Regions from separate parts of the Homo sapiens genome. Here region 2 is linked to region 1. The links are chromatin loops, found by intact Hi-C in ENCODE. Cell type or tissue: endothelial cell of umbilical vein. All regions are shown on one strand. Each heading gives the region's core, and the rest is flanking DNA. Links, peaks and the distances in the headings are about the cores only.

What was found. Peaks named below come from ENCODE experiments on the same cell type or tissue, not always from the same donor. Only the 100,000 strongest peaks of a DNase experiment are listed, where the experiment ranks them.
Region 2: it touches region 1 in a loop (7-fold over the local background); 1 of 110 quality-filtered maps calls a loop at or near these places.

What each region holds. Positions count from the first base shown.
Region 1 is chr3:24,238,307-24,246,100 of GRCh38, forward strand. All of the region lies in intron 3 of THRB (thyroid hormone receptor beta), which reads right to left. Among named protein-coding and RNA genes, the nearest start is that of THRB-AS2, 91 kb to the left of the region's middle. In endothelial cell of umbilical vein, for the core only: no CTCF peak of the experiment used is centred there; a DNase peak (open chromatin) is centred at 3,995; H3K27ac peaks cover 1,182 bases.
Region 2 is chr3:24,585,665-24,593,458 of GRCh38, forward strand. No RefSeq gene overlaps it. Among named protein-coding and RNA genes, the nearest start is that of THRB, 95 kb to the left of the region's middle. In endothelial cell of umbilical vein, for the core only: no CTCF peak of the experiment used is centred there; a DNase peak (open chromatin) is centred at 3,077; H3K27ac peaks cover 1,246 bases.

The DNA.
Region 1 (7,794 bases), core at 2,348-6,347:
GTGTGATGAACGGATTGGAAACACATTCATCATGTCAGGGAAATTAATTCCTAAGGAATGAGGGTACCATGCAGAACCACCAGATGCCAGAATATATAATTGTGGTTAGGTGACTCACTGAGACACATGCATGAAAAACAACAAACAAGAATGTGAAAATAAAACATTAAGACTGCAGCAAATGATTTATTATTGATTTTTAAAAAGAGTTTGATAATGAGTAAGACAATAACAAACAATCCACTCCCTTCTGCAACCCTGGATGGTGTCATAAGAAAAGACTCTAGTACTTGACCCCTTGATAGTATCATCTGAAATTTAAAAGAAAATTCAATCTTGTCCCAGGGAGACAGTGTCTCTCAGTCTGAGCCAGTGCTCTGCTGCCTCTGGAATCTGCAGTGAGCTCCTTCAGATTTTTAACCCTGGGATAAAAAGAATAATCTTCCTAAATGGAGTGTTATGAAGACTGCTGTGCTCCTGAAATTCCCTTGAAGATGAAAATAAAATTATCCTAATAAATATAACTGTTTACTACTTCTTCAGTGTCAAATGGGGGGCAGGGGACATGGGGCTACATTGCAAAGCTCTTGCAGAAATTGACTTCGGAAACTTTGTCTCCATTCTCACGCATTAGGTTCTTTTTTTTTTTTTTTGAGACAGAGTCTTGCTCTGTCACCCAGGCTGGAGTGCAGTGGCATGATCTCAGCTCACAGCAATCTCTTTCTCCTGGGTTCAAGCAATTCTCCTATCTCTGCCTCCTGAGTAGTTGGAATTACAGGCACAAGCCACCATGCCTGGCTAAGTTTTGTATTTTAAGTAGACCCAGGGTTTCACCATGTTGGCCAGTCTGGTCTTGAACTCTTGGCCTCAAGTGATCTGCCCACCTCGGCATCTGAAAGTGCTGGGATTACAGGCGTGAGCCACTGCATTCAGTCGCACATTAGGTTCTTGTTTAATTCTGCTTGGTAAAGGTTCTGTTGGCTCTTTATCAGAAATTCCAGTGGCTTTCTGTGAGGTGTCAGGTGCATGGTATAGCACACACAGCCTGAATTTGTCTTTCAACAGTGTGTATCAAAGGTGATTTTCAGGAATGCACCAGAGCAATTAGAGCAATCATTAGTTCCAATTTGCAAGAATTAATCCATCATATTTGGGACACTAAATGAGAATTTACATCATCATTATTATTATTTGATGGAGTCTTGCTATGTTGCCCAGGCTGGTCTCGGACTACTGGTCTTAAGCAATTCTCCTGTCTTGGCCTCTATCATTATTATTTATTATTTTGAAAAATCACAGGAGCCTTGGTTAAGGGTTGTCTCAGGGAGCTAGGATGGGTAGGTCTGGGTAGGAAGGTTATAAAGGAAAGAAGTCCCTCAAAGATGCATATAGTTCTAATTTTCTTTCAGCTTCTCCCCTGCTAATATTTAAATTTAGAATGTGTATTTCCTGCAATGTGATGGCTTGAATGCATGATCCTGCCAGAATGTGTACAGTTAAACTATACCTGGGGACAGTCATGCTGTAACAGAGATTCCCAACTTTCTCAGTGTATGTCACTCTTAGTGTTTCAGTAATATTTTTTACGGTGACCCTAGGTCAAAAGAAATACTTAAATGCCCTGTTTATGAAGTTATGAGGTCCAAACAGCTTGACAGGTGGATTTGCATGGTGTCTGACAGTTGTTTCTGGGTTTCCCTCAAAAATTAAAAACATCCCACTGTATTTCTGTGGGGTTGCTGTGGTACCCAAGGTGCTCTGGTACAGATTTTGGGAACCATGGCTATAACAGCTTTGAAAATCAGTGAAAAGTCTAGAAGTGTGATTTGCAGTATCTCCTTTCACCCCTCACTCTTTGTGAGACCATGGCCACAACATTTGACCTAAAGGTGCCATTAAAAAGTTTCATACAGCCAAGTGAGTCGGCCTGGCTTACCACTTGGTGTGGAGGATATGAGAAAGAGACACAGAGTGAAGTCTTAGCAGGATTTAAGGCAGTCCTGGGAATAAATCAGGCTTGGTTATTATTCAGTAGTTTACTGAGCCCGCGTCAAATGGGGAGGCTGTGACGAAGAATCTAAAAAGTAAAAGAACACAGCCCTTATATAATCTGAGAAGAGGATGCAGTAAGTCAGATTATCACTGGAAATTACACGGATGCCAACCATAGCTGAGAAGCTGGCTAGATACTGAACACTTCACATTCTTAGGTGAAAATCAGACAAATGAGCACAAGATGTTCACCATGTTGGAAGAGTTGTACGAATACCTCAGTAGATGAATAAATGACCGGTTGCCTGCATTCCAATTCTGTGCTGCTTCTGACTTACAGGTAGCAAGGAGCTACCTATAGCATAAGCTAAACTAGTGTCTTTCAAACTTTGGTGAGCATGTGAAGGGTTTGTTAAAACCAATTGCTGGGCTCCATTCCCAGAGTTTCTGATTCAGTTAGTTTGGGGTGCCTGAGAGTCTGCATTTCTAACAAGTTCCTAGGTGATCTGGATATACTTTCCAGGGCCCACATGTTGAGAACCACCAGCCTGATCCATTTAAGAACATGTTGGAGGAACTAAGGTGCCATCCTGGTAGGCTGTACTCACTCAACACATGGCAGGCACCCCCACCTTTCCATCCTGACCAGCACACGGTCAGCCTTCTCTAGAATATTTCCAGTGAACGGCAGCTTACTCTGGCCAACACGTCCAGCTGTGTTGGTGGACTGTGCCCACTGAGGGCCACTTGCATTTTAAATGGGCACACCTGAATTTGGGACGCTCAACTCCTGTGGCAACAAAACGGCAATGAGACACAATGGGAAGGGGAGTGTACCCATTGGGCACTTTGATTTTGTATTTTCCAAAAGATTGGCTTTGCACTCTGCTTACTTGTAAGTATGGGGCACAACCACACAGGATGCAGAAAAAGCATTCTCAGTTCTCAAGGAGGGGTTTTCACGGCAGAATCATCTGAGGAGCTTTGCTCACCGTCTCCAGGCCTGGGCCCAATAATGCGTACTTAGAAAAGCCACTCAGGTGATTCCACTGAGACCTTCTGCTCATGGGAGAAGTGCTTGAGTTTGAGCGTGGAGACAGGTCACCCTACTGTCCTCTTAACCCTACAGCCATTTGCTCTGCCACTGCGAGGCCACATGTGTATGTCTTACTGTATTATGTCCTGCTCAACTTCCTCAGGCCTACAGAGAAATCTATTCTTGTGCCTCTTGTCACCCTTCCTTGGATGGTGGCAGTCATGGCCAGTGTGATCTATCCAAAGCACGTTGCCAATTAACACTCATTAGCTAGGTGCTAGAGAACAGATCCAAAAAGGGGTACCTGCTATTGCACCAACAAACCAAGTGCACCTTTCTAGTGGACTTCTGTATTGAACCCTCCTTGCCTGCCCCTTGTACTTATTTTCTTAGAGCGGGGTTCTCAAAGTATGCAGGCAGCAGAATCAGATCACTTGGGAACAAGATGGCAATGCAGATGCACCGCCTCTATCCCAGACCTAATGAGTTATAAACTCTGAAGGTGGGGTTCGGGTCCTATGTTTCTGATGCACACTTGAGTGTGAGAACTACTGCTTTATAGTATTGGTGCACTCCCCTGCCCATCGCCACAAATTAGAAGGTCTTCAAAAGGTAGGGACCACTCTCCTTCCTCCCCCCACAAGTTAGCACACTGATCAGTGCATAGTAGGAACTCAAAAAACATGAGTTATTTCTTGAAGCTAGGGCAGCTGTACTGCCTGCTCACAAGAGTGAATAAACACTCCCTTGGCGTGCCACCTCTGAGAGGTTGCCAACACTGGGTCTAAATTATCTCCCATTTCTTATGGGTTGTATTTTCCATATTTACAAATCAGCTTTCCCTAAATCCTCTCCAAGTTTTTTACATTCTTTTCAGCTCAGGAAGCCAAAAACAAGATGGCATGTTTTAGCCAATGTCTGTTTCCTGCTGGGAGGGGGAAGGGCATTTCTGCATGATTCTTAAATTCCATGCTCCCAGCATGGTGATTATTTTCCGAACAATAGAACCAGATTGCTGATTCATGTTCGGCTCACGGCTCCAAGCATTTTTTTTTTCCTGCTGTACTTGTACCGATGCAACACAATAATGTTCTATTCATCCCTCTGAATTAGAAATGCCAGCAGCTCAGATATGCAACTGAAGAATCCCCCCTCCCCTCTGGCTTATTTAAAGCCTTCCCACAAATAACACATTTTGAAATATTAGACGGTGCTCACTTTGAGCCATTTGGCTTGGGCAAGGACAGTTAAACCTTATTTTTTTCTCAGCTGCTCCTTGCACAATGCCTGGCACACTGTCACTATTATTCTTAAACACTGTTTGTTGAGTGAATCACATACCTTCTTCTTGAGGTTCTAGCCTTATCCTTCTCTTCTGCCCTAATATATTACAATAAGCCCTTTCTTAGGTGCAGAGAGAAAGCCTTGCTCTCACATTCAGAGGCTCGTGTTTGCATCCAGCCAAAGAATGAGATTGACCTCAAGGTCTGATGATCCAGGTGGGCTCCAGCCAGCCCCATCCCAGTTTGCACACTGTCTGCAGCACCAGTCCTGCCACTGCTATAGCAGCAAGATTTTTGGCTGCCTCTCAGCACAGCTTTGCCAATGAGCAAGAGGGGTCATCTGTGGGGTTTTGTTTCCTAGCTGCAAAGTCAAATCAGGGGGACTACTTAGTGCTCTGAAAGCTCTCATGGTCAACCTGGCTTTCACATCAAAATCACCTGCGCACCTTTGAAAAAAAAAAAAAAAAAAAAAAAAAAATCCCAGTGCCCAGGTGCACTCCAGGCCAATTAGTGTCTGTAGCTCAGGCCTCAGTTTGTAAAGCAGCGTGGGTGATTCTGATGCCCAGCCAAGATTGAGAGCCACTTAGGTTTAGAGGCCCTAAAGTAGCCTCTGAAGTAGTATCCAGGGGTCTCCTGCATCTGCCCTTGCCCCTTCTCATCTCTGTTTAAAATGGCATTCCAACAGGTAGGATACGATTCCGCTCCTGTCACCCCTCTGCTCAAAATCCCACTGTGGCTCCCACAAGGATCTGCCCCATCTGCCTCTCTGTCTCTCCTCTCCCAGTTTCAGCTTCACCAACTCCTTCCTCTTCCTCGAACGTGTCATATGTGCCCCCTACAAGAGGGCCTTTTGCGTCAGGATTTTTCCTTGCCTGAAATGCTCATGCCTCCAACACCTGCTTGGGTCCCTCCCTCACCTCCATTAAGGGTTGAACACCTGAAGTTCTCGGGATGCCTATTTGAACATCCCAGTGCTGTCACCTGCCCCTTCCCTGGGCACGGCGCTTCCCAATACCCCTTATCTTCCTCTCCTGTCTCTCTTTGCCATAGTACTTAGTGTCTTTTAACATGCTGTACATTTTACTTCTGTGCTTTGCTGCTGCTGTTGTTGACTGTTTTTTCTCCCTCTGCTAGGAAGTCAGCTTTACGGGGACAGGGATCTTTTTCATTCTGTTCACTGATGACCCCAAGTGCTAACACAGTGTGTAGTTCATAGCAGGCCCTTAGTAAATACTCGTTAAATGGAGAACACCCTTGTTGGGGGTGCTAGGGACAGGTGCTGAATGGAGGAAGGGAGGCCCAGTGACACAAAAGGAAATAAATTTTCTCAAAAATGACAGATTTTGAGGAAACACTTATTAAATTCTAATTATGAGGAGTTGCCAGGCAATGTCTAGGTTAAAAAAAATGCACACTATAGAGACAGGAAGTGGACGAGTGGTCAGCTAGGGCTGGGTGGTGGGGGTGAGGGATTGGTTTAAGGATGGGGAGTGACTGCTCATGGATACAAGGGATCCTTTTGGGGTGGATGAAGGTATCCTGAAAGGAGACTGTGGTGACGGCAGTATATAAATGGCTGTAAATACACCAAAATCCAGTGAACTATATATTTTCAATGGGTAAACTTTGTTATATAAATTACATCTCAATAAAACTGTTGAAAATACACACCTAACTGAAGCATCATACAGGGTGTTAAAGACAGAGCTGAAAAAGAAATAGGCTATTATTATTTCTTGTCAGGCATGTGGATTTTCTCTGGCTTGAGTTTTGAATTGGGAGTGAGAGAGAACCTTCCTTATCTCTCATTTGCTGCCAGAGACATCTATTTATTGGTAAAGAAATGTAATTGAAACTTCTTGATCAAGGCCTACCTCAAGAGCAATTTATTTGGATTAAATGGCTTTCCTTAATAACTTCCACATCTATCAAAATTCTGCAGTCTTTTCTAGGCCTCCAGGTCAGTTTTGGAAAACAAGCAGCTACTTTGTATGAAACTGAACTTTGACACTTTTGAACTTATAATGCCAAGGAAAACTCCAGGCATGTTGACATCAGTACCATCTGCTGATGGGCAATTGCTCCACACAAACAGAGCTCAAAGTGTCTGTGGCAGTGAACTGAGATGTTGCTTAGCTAGCAGCCCTGTGAATCTTCCTCCCGAGAACTCACTGATGTTATGGTAATCTAATAACATATATGGAACAATAACAGCACATTGCAATGAAAATGCTGCATGGTTACAACTCAATGAAGACCATTCTCCCTCTTCTGGGAGCTTAACAGCATACCTTGTTAAGCTGTGAAGGGGGAAACTTTCTTTCTGCTCTTCTGCCTGTTTCTCTGCTCAAAATCTTGACATATGCCCATCAGTGCACAAAGGGTCTGTTTGAACAAAGGTCAGGGGGCTATCCAGAGTCCTGGCTTCAACCTTCTCTTTTGGGAATCCCTAAGATGTGAGCAACGTGATGATATGAGAAGACTCTTGGGGACTGCTGCTATGTGTCTGGAGAACTCCTGAGGAGGACACAGTCACTATGCCATTAATAATTAGAATGTTTGAATGAATGGTAAGTTTTCTGCTCATTGATGAAACAGAGGGCCAGAGGACTGAGAAACTTGCCCTTTGTGACCCAGCTGGCAAGGGGAAGAGTTAGACTGCCAACCACAACAAATGCTTTTAACTGCTAAGCCATTCTGCATCCCACCTGCAAGGTGCACATCACTCAGCTGGGTGCCATGATGGGTGCAGAGATGACTAAGCCCCACCCCTTTCCTTCTGACAGATATTGACTGGTAGAGAAGACGGGATGTGCACAAACAATTCTAATTAGGGGAGGCTGTATTTAATACTCTGTCAGAAGTGCAGAGGGCCATTAGTGTGTGTGAAAGGGAAAGAATAACAAAAAAACCCAACTTTACAAAACATGGACACTCCACAGATTACCATGCCTCCCCGCACAGGGACCACGCCAATTTTCTCTGTCAAGATCCAGCTATAAACTGAGGGCCTGGTCAGGTGCAGTGGCTCACACCTGTAATCCCAGCACTTTGGGAGACCGAGGCGGGCAGATCACTTGAGGTCAGGAGTTTGAGACCAGCCTGGCCAATATGGTGAAACCCCATCTCTACTAAAAATACAAAAATTAGCCGGGTGTGGTGGCACGTGCCTGTAATCCCAGCTACTTGGGAGGCTGAGGCAGGAGAATCACTTGAACCTGGGAGGCAGAGGTTGCAGTGAGCTGAGATAGTGGCATTGCACTCTAGCCTGGGCAACAGAGCGAGACTCTGTCACAAAACAATACAAAGCAAAACAAAACAAAACAAACAGAGGGTCTTTCATAATGTGGGTTACGTAAAGTGTAGTTTATTGGGTTGGTATCATTCTGACCATGCAATCTGGATGCTTGGACAGAATAGCTACATCAGCTTGTTTTAATATCATTTGTACATGTGTCCCCAAAGAAGATAGCATGTCCCTTA
Region 2 (7,794 bases), core at 1,504-5,503, 350 kb after region 1:
TTCAATATCACGCAGTACAGCCCCCAATTTTTGCACCAGCAGAAGCTATAAAAGGGATCAAAACATCGCCTTGCTTTGAGGCATGTGTCACCAGGCTTGGCTGTGTCCAGTGTATAGGTTCTTCTGGGGCTGACCATTATCCCTGAGCATCCAAAATGCTGCGATATTTGAAAGAAGGAAATAATAATCCCACTAGCAAAGAACTGAAAGTGTGGGTGATATGTGGACTTGAGGAGATTTTCATGAGAACTGCAAATGAAAGACACAGAAAGTGACAAGTCATGAACATCACAATGATGGTCCCGCCAAACACATGGGTTGAGTGATTCCTAAGAGATTAAACACTGTAATGTGGGCAAATAGAAAAACAATTGAAGTCAGGTGCCTGGCACGCAGACATTCAGGGGACATTTGCTGTATTGAATTCAAGTGAGTGCCTTCCCTATGTTGCTTTGCAATATAACTGCACTGGTGAACCAAGTCAAAACGGAAAAACTCTCAAAATCACATCTAAAGAAATTTATAAGCAAGGGCAAATAAACATAGGGTAAACTTACCACTGCTAAACCTCAACTCATCATGACCATACTAACCACAGCCCCTAATTATCCCTGGAGTTGTAAAGAAAGAACAGAAACATTAGAAAACAAGCTGACCTTAGTGTCTATTGAGAATCTAATATTCTGCCTTCTCTAATTGCAACAAAAATAGTACACAGTGAAAAATAATATGTTTGGAATGATCAATTTTAAATGCGAAAATGGCTCAAATAATGAATAAAATGTGTCTGCTCTTTAGACTTTTTAGTGAGGTAAGAAGATTTAAGAAAATTTAAATAAGACTTCAAACAAAATGGTTTTGTAACCAGAAAAGTTAAATGAAGCAGAATGACTAAATCTCTACCCATTGTGGTTAATTGAAGCTGCTTTATATCTGGGTGCCAGTGGGAACTTGGAGTAATCATATCATAGGAGCTTGTAAACCTTCTGGATTTGCAGGGAGTTATGAGGATTACCAAGATTTGACTTTAGTGATATGGTAAACAGTTTCTCTAAAACCCAACCTTCCAACTGATACAGCCTTCTACCAGGCTCCTGTGGGTCTCTGGGAATTTTCATTTGAACCAAGCAGTTAGTGGTAAATGGAGTGCATTGGGAAATTTCCACCTGGGGGGATCTGATATCTGATTTCTTCCCTCCAGTGCACCCTCTGGGGTACTCTCAAGTGTGGCTTAGCGTCATTTGAGCAGTCTCCTTCGACTTATCTCCCATCCTATCCGTCTCAGCCCCAAAGCTGCCTTGGCAGGTAGTGTGGTAACACAGGATTAGGGTTGCAGCAGCAAGGGAATAGCCCTTCTAGAGTCTATACAAAATTCTGGACAGTCACCAAGAGAGAAGGGCAGAGTAGCTAACCTTTCTCTTCTCACGGTGCACATGCATCTGCTGCAAACGTGGAATACCACAGCAGTCTGGCAGCTCAGGTACAGTCAGCAAGGAGCCATGGGAAGGGCTGGGAGCCTGGAATAATTCTCATTCCAAACCCCTATTGAAACCAGAAACCCCAAGAAACCCAAGAGTGATTTCCCACTCCCTGACTCCTTTAACTTAAAGCAAATTGTAAAAAATTTTTAAAGCAAATATAAACAAGCAAAGTGAGAAAAGGAAAGAAGGAAAGGGAGGAAGGAAAATGGAAGGAAGAAAGAAGGAAGACAGAAAGGCAGAAATGAAGAAAAGAAAGAAAGGGAGAAATGAAGGAAAGAAAAAGCTGAAGTTTTTATTTCCCAGGACTGCAATTACAAAGCTAATTATGGAAGAAATAAAATACAAAAATGGTAACTAGGCAATCCTTATGGGAGGAATCAATACCTCTCCACCAGGAAACTACCCAGAGGACATCCTTAGCTATATTTTAAAACTTGTTATTGAATAATAAGATTATGACTATCACCAACATAATTTTGAAAATGATGGTGGTAGCGTATTGGGCAGAAAACAGAATAACATTGTTCCCATTTCCTACGATGAAAGCTGTTAATGAATTATATGATATGACGTGAAGTGATGCTATATTGCATTTAAGTTATATAGCTTGCTACAGGGTTTTTTTCATGGAGGCAGATTGCCCATGGAAGATATATTTCTGAAGTAGGAACAAAATGAAGTTGAGCATTTATTTTTAACTAAAGAAATTATTTGATTTTTCTCATGAAACTAAGCTACCCTGTCTGGTTACTCTAGTCTTTGACTCACAGTTCATCCTGTGTCTTCCCCGGTAGCAGTACTGTTGGTGCCCCCCTCATATCCCCTCAGCTCCCCATTTCTGGGCACCCCAACTGGTGAGCTCTTGTGACTTTTCCCCCAAGAGTTTTCTCTGGTTCCTGGGATTCACCTAGTCCATGCATGGGGCAGAGCAGAAATGCCTAGGAGGTAACAACTGAAAGCCAACCTTAACCAGGACTGAGGAAGGTGGAGAATAACCCAGATAATAATGCTCTTGGTGGAGAATAACCCAGCTGCCTCCCACCTTAGTTGGGACAATACTGAAGTGTGTTCTACACAGTTAATCAGAGTTCCCCAAAGGCAACGGTCCTAAGTTCTCCACCTGCTGGTGTTACCTGCTGAATAGCCTCTTGTACCACATCCTTGTCTCAGGATATGTTTTGGGGAAACCCATGCCAAGACATTAATCAAAGGCCCAATTTCACCCACTTTATCATCTTTCTCCCTGAACTCTTACCCCAAGTCACCTATGGAGCAACAAGTCTCAGAAGAACTTTGGCCTAAGACAGAAATGAAGTGCTCAACTGTCTTCTTCTCTCTTCTGGCTTGTACCCATTACAGACCCTCCTGTACCCCCATTTTCACCTGTAGTCCCTCCCTCCCCTCTAACCCAACTCTTACACTCCTACCTGTAAGCTGCCACTCATGGCAATGGTAGCCACTGCTAATTCTTGTTCTAAAAAATGAAGCTTCATGGATAAAATAACAGATGGAAAAGATAGGTACGTATCGACTTCCTGCATGCAACTCTTCCCAATTCATTAAAACTGGAGTTTCTGAGGAACATCCGGAAATCCAGACATTTCCTATGATTGTTGCAGCTAAGATAAAAGCAAGCAGAGCAAGCCTCTGATTCTATGCCCACCACCCTCTCTTTCCCTACTCCAAGATAATAAATTGTTTTAAAAGTTTGAAAGTACCATTGCTTTAGCTCTTATGATATATTACTTCTGTTATTGCTTTCTATTTATATCTCTAGTCCAACAGTTCCTGGAACTGTTGATGTGTAAAGTTTAAACCAACTGCAGCAATTCTGAACAAAACTGACAGCTCTCTCTGCATTCTCTTATTAGGAAAGTCTTTAAGGCAAAGAACTGGGTAAGAAGAGTTTATTATACATTCCTGAGCAGGTACGTACTTTGTGATCTAAATTAGTAAGAGATATTTTTCCCCATGATTTGCCCTATAAGTTATTTTTATTCCGTGATGATCATTCTTTAACCTCTTTGTTCAGTGGGCCATAGCTTTTCTCCGACTTGCATTTATTCTCTTTCTGTCATTTGATTCCCCAACTCACAGACTTTTGGACAGACCAGTGAGTTTAAAGAGTTTCCTGAATTAAGGTTCCAGGCCACCTGAATCAGCATGACATGGGGCAGTGATTAAAGAGGCAGATTCAACAGGTCACTCACAATTGACTTGATGCAGCTTTAAAGGAAAGGCAAAGTGATCCTTACATACAGATACATTTGAAAACCACAGATTTGAGTGTGCAAATATGACAAGAAAGTTTAGACTATATAAAGCTTGGAACAAAGTTTTCCTTCTCTCTCCCAGGACTGAATTCATGGCATTGACCTCATTAGCTGGCTGTAGTGACTTAAGCTAATAAACTTTTACACCGATGCTTATTCCTAGGAGTGACAAAGATTCATGCCAATCTCTTCTGCTAGAAAGTGGAAAAAAGAAAACAAAGAAAAAAATTGCTTACAAAGAGTGAAAGGCACCCATACTTTCTAATGGAAAAAATATGGCAATATGTGAGCATAACACTTTAGGGGGAAGGAGCAGGGCTCATGTTTTCATTATTTTGATGAACTTTTCCTCTGGGGGCTAATCTTTGAGCAAAGAAGTTCTAGTTTCCTAACTGAGATGATAGAAAAAAAAAAAAAACCCAAAGAGATTAATTTGCATTCTTATTGGGAGAAAAATGTTCTTGTTTTTATTTTTTATTTTTTTCTAAAATTAGTGATCATGTGTTTTTGTTGATATCTTTAGTTCAAATCTCGTGTGGTCTATGTAAATTCTCTCTCTTTTTTTCATCTGTCAAGATGTTATTAAGTAAATTCAGTCTCTTTAGAAATAATCATTGTTTCCTGGCCCTGGGTTTGGAAGGATTTCCAAAGAAGATGACAGAAGCTTGGATCAGAATCACACTTGGCATTGTTGAGACAGGATTCATTATAGGCATATAGAGTATAGCTCAGCTTCAGGAGGAGGGGGGCTTTACTTTAGAATCCCATAGTGAATATGTTTATGGATGTCAGTAAACCATTGTGAGAAAACATACATGACTCTGTTGAGTAAACAAATACATTCTTTCTGAGCAGAGAATGAGTGTGGGATCACTTCATCTATGTAAGAACAGAACAATAGTAATATCTTCTTAAGACTCTCAGTTTGCAGAGCAATGTGCAAAATACACATCTTTGATAAAGGATGTCACATTTGCTACTGATGAGAGATGGCAGCATGTGACATTTGCCCATGAAATGTTTGTATTGGTCTTTGGATATTGCAGCGTGTCCCTATATCCATTTTAAATAGAAATGTGACTGACTAAAGGATTGTGGACTCTTGCCCTCTGAATGGCTTTATAAGCTCTACTGTTTTTCTAGCCTGATAAGTTACACATTCCCTATCATATAGCTCTCTAACTGTTTATATCTCACCAATAATTTTCTAAGTCACAAGATCTGGAAATGCTTCTTTATCATTTCAATACCAGCAACATGAATGAATAATATTCTGCACAGATTTTCTGTTTATGAGTCATTGACCCAAGGAACATAAAGCAATATTTCAGTTTCTATATATTTGAATCTTTGTTTCTCTCCTCATAATTAGTGTCCATTGTGTTTCAAAAACCTATTTTAATTTATTTATTAATAGCAAACGTATTAAATGAAACCATAGAAACCTCTGGAGGAGAAGCAGTTCTGTTTCTTTTTAAAAACAAGTAATTAGCTTAACTTATTTTCCAGTCAAATAGAAAGCTTTAACAGTTAAAAATTATAATTTAGTAACTAACTTTTTTCTGCATTTAATCTCTTTGAACTGCGACCTCTTCATATAGTCAGCCAACTCTTTGAAAATAATTATTCTAATTAATTAAAGTACTTTTAAAAAAGTTTACAAATTATATACATGTCTTAAGTTTTATGCTTTATTCAGTAGATGGATTTCTGAAATGTTATGTTAAAATCTCATTTTTAAAAAGTAGTTTTCATTTCTCCATCACTGGTATAATTGAACTGGTTTGTTAGTTTTGTTTTGGCTTAAGTTTTTTAAATGTTGACTTTTAGATTTTCTGCTTCAATGTCATTGTAAACCTAACACCCAAACTTCAGCTGAATTTGATAATCTATAAACCATTGCCACTCAACATATGGTCTATGGACCAGCAGCATCTGGGAGCTTGTTAGAAATGCAGAATCTCAAGCCCCAACCCAGATCTGCTGAATCAGAAGCTACATTTTAACAAGACTTTCTAGGTGACTCTTGACATTAAATTTGAGAAGCTCTAGTCAGCCTAATACTTCCTCTTTATAATGGCATTTCCAAATTAAAGGAACTCAGTATAAATTAAGGTATCTTAAAAATGTACCATAATAACCTGAAGATAGTGAATCTTCAAGGTAGAGGAACCTGGATGGTTTACTCTTCCACTGAGCATCCTCCTGGCAGCTCAGCCAGGGCTGCAGATTGTTAAGTGCTATGGCTTTTACATGGTGAACTCCTGGCACTGTACTGGAGACATGGTTAGAATGTGTGTGGTGAGGAAGCTCACAGTCAATAAGGAGAGACTCATAGGTAAATATGTAAATATAATACACTTCACAGTAGAGATACAGAAGTAGGACAGAGGGAGTGAATAATCCTGTGGGTGGAAGGTGGGGCAGAGGACAGAATAGGAAGGTTCCCAGAGAAGATGACTCAGTTTTAAGCATTTCACCCCATGGGCAAGTTGGAGGATGTTCCAAGCAGACAGGCCTACAGACAGTGAGGCAGATAAGCATCTCTGAGGAAATTCTCATGGTTTGATTTTGCTGAACAAGAGGTATATGTAGGTGAGGGGAGCAGCGGGTAGGAGTGGACCCACGGAAGTGGTGGGAAATAAGCCTGAATAATAGACACAAATGGCCTATTGTGCGAGTGTGGCTTTTGTCAAAGGGGGCCTGGAGAATCCTAAACAGAAGGGTATGGCCAGAGTTGTGTTTTGAAAGGTCATTTTGGATGTCGTGTAGAAAATGGACTGGATTAGAGTCAGGAAGCTGAGTATGTAGGTGGCTGCAGGGGCCCAGGTGACAGATAATGACTATCTGGCATGAAGTCATGGCAGGAGGATGGACAGCTCAGAATAGAATCCAAAAATAAAGAGGAGGAATTCCTTTTGTGATCAGATGTTGATCCAAGTTGACCCTTCTGCCATCAGCCACTCCTTCAAACCTTTGAGGACAATCGTTATTTGCTGAGTCTTTGTTTATTCAGAGCAAATGTCTCCAGGTCTTTGAATTGCTGCTCATGTGACATGATGTTATATCCTCCTTCAAGTATTTCAGTGTATTTATATTCCTTATACATTGCAGTTCCAAGAGTTGAAGAGAAGGTAAGATTGGGTGGGGAAAGGGAACAAAAAAATGACCGGGTTATACACAAGCCAAGTGCACCACAACCACTGGCTCATTTAGTTTCTAGAACCCTGCAAAATGTATTATTACCTCATTTACAAATGAAAACAGTAAGGCTTTGGAGGTTAAGAGTCTCACTTTTGGATTACCAGCTACTAGTAATAAAATCTGAATTTGTACCCTGAGATGTGTGTTTCGTATGTTAAACTATCTGCCCGGCAAGGATGCTTACAGCATCTTAAACTACCACTTCGCTATGGTTTGCTGTGACAATAACAAGGACTTCTTTGGCTACCAACCTTGCCCATCTGATACATTCCCAAGAACTAGATTGTAAGTGGAGAAGACCCCTAAGCAGCCAAGTAGATGGAACAAAGTCCAAATTCTCTATTTATAAGAAGGGACATCACCTTCAGAGCTTGTTTACTTTGTTTGTACACAGTTCTCCCAAGCTTGGCCATATGTTTCTGCAACCCACAGATGATTAGAAACAGCAAATTCAGACTGAGTAGGAAGCAAGTGAGATCTAATAGCTGATAAGATGACATCAAGGGAAGAAACATAAAAATGTAAAGAGCCATATATATAAAAAGTCAGGAAGTCTTGGTAATAGTTTTGGTCACTAATATAGAGAAAGACAAATCCATCATCTCGAATAGTCCTTGAGGGCACTTTGATTATAGCAAAGATAATAGACCTTTAGAGTCAGTATAAACCATATCTCTCACCTGAAGGAGAAAGTCACAATATGACATCCTGGGCCAGAGGGGTATTATTTTTTTGTCTCTACTTAGGTCTTAGTGGAGTAAGGAATGCATCGCTCTATATGCCAATGTACATCTCTTTTGTGATTAGAAGTCATTAGCAATCACAGAAGATTTTTT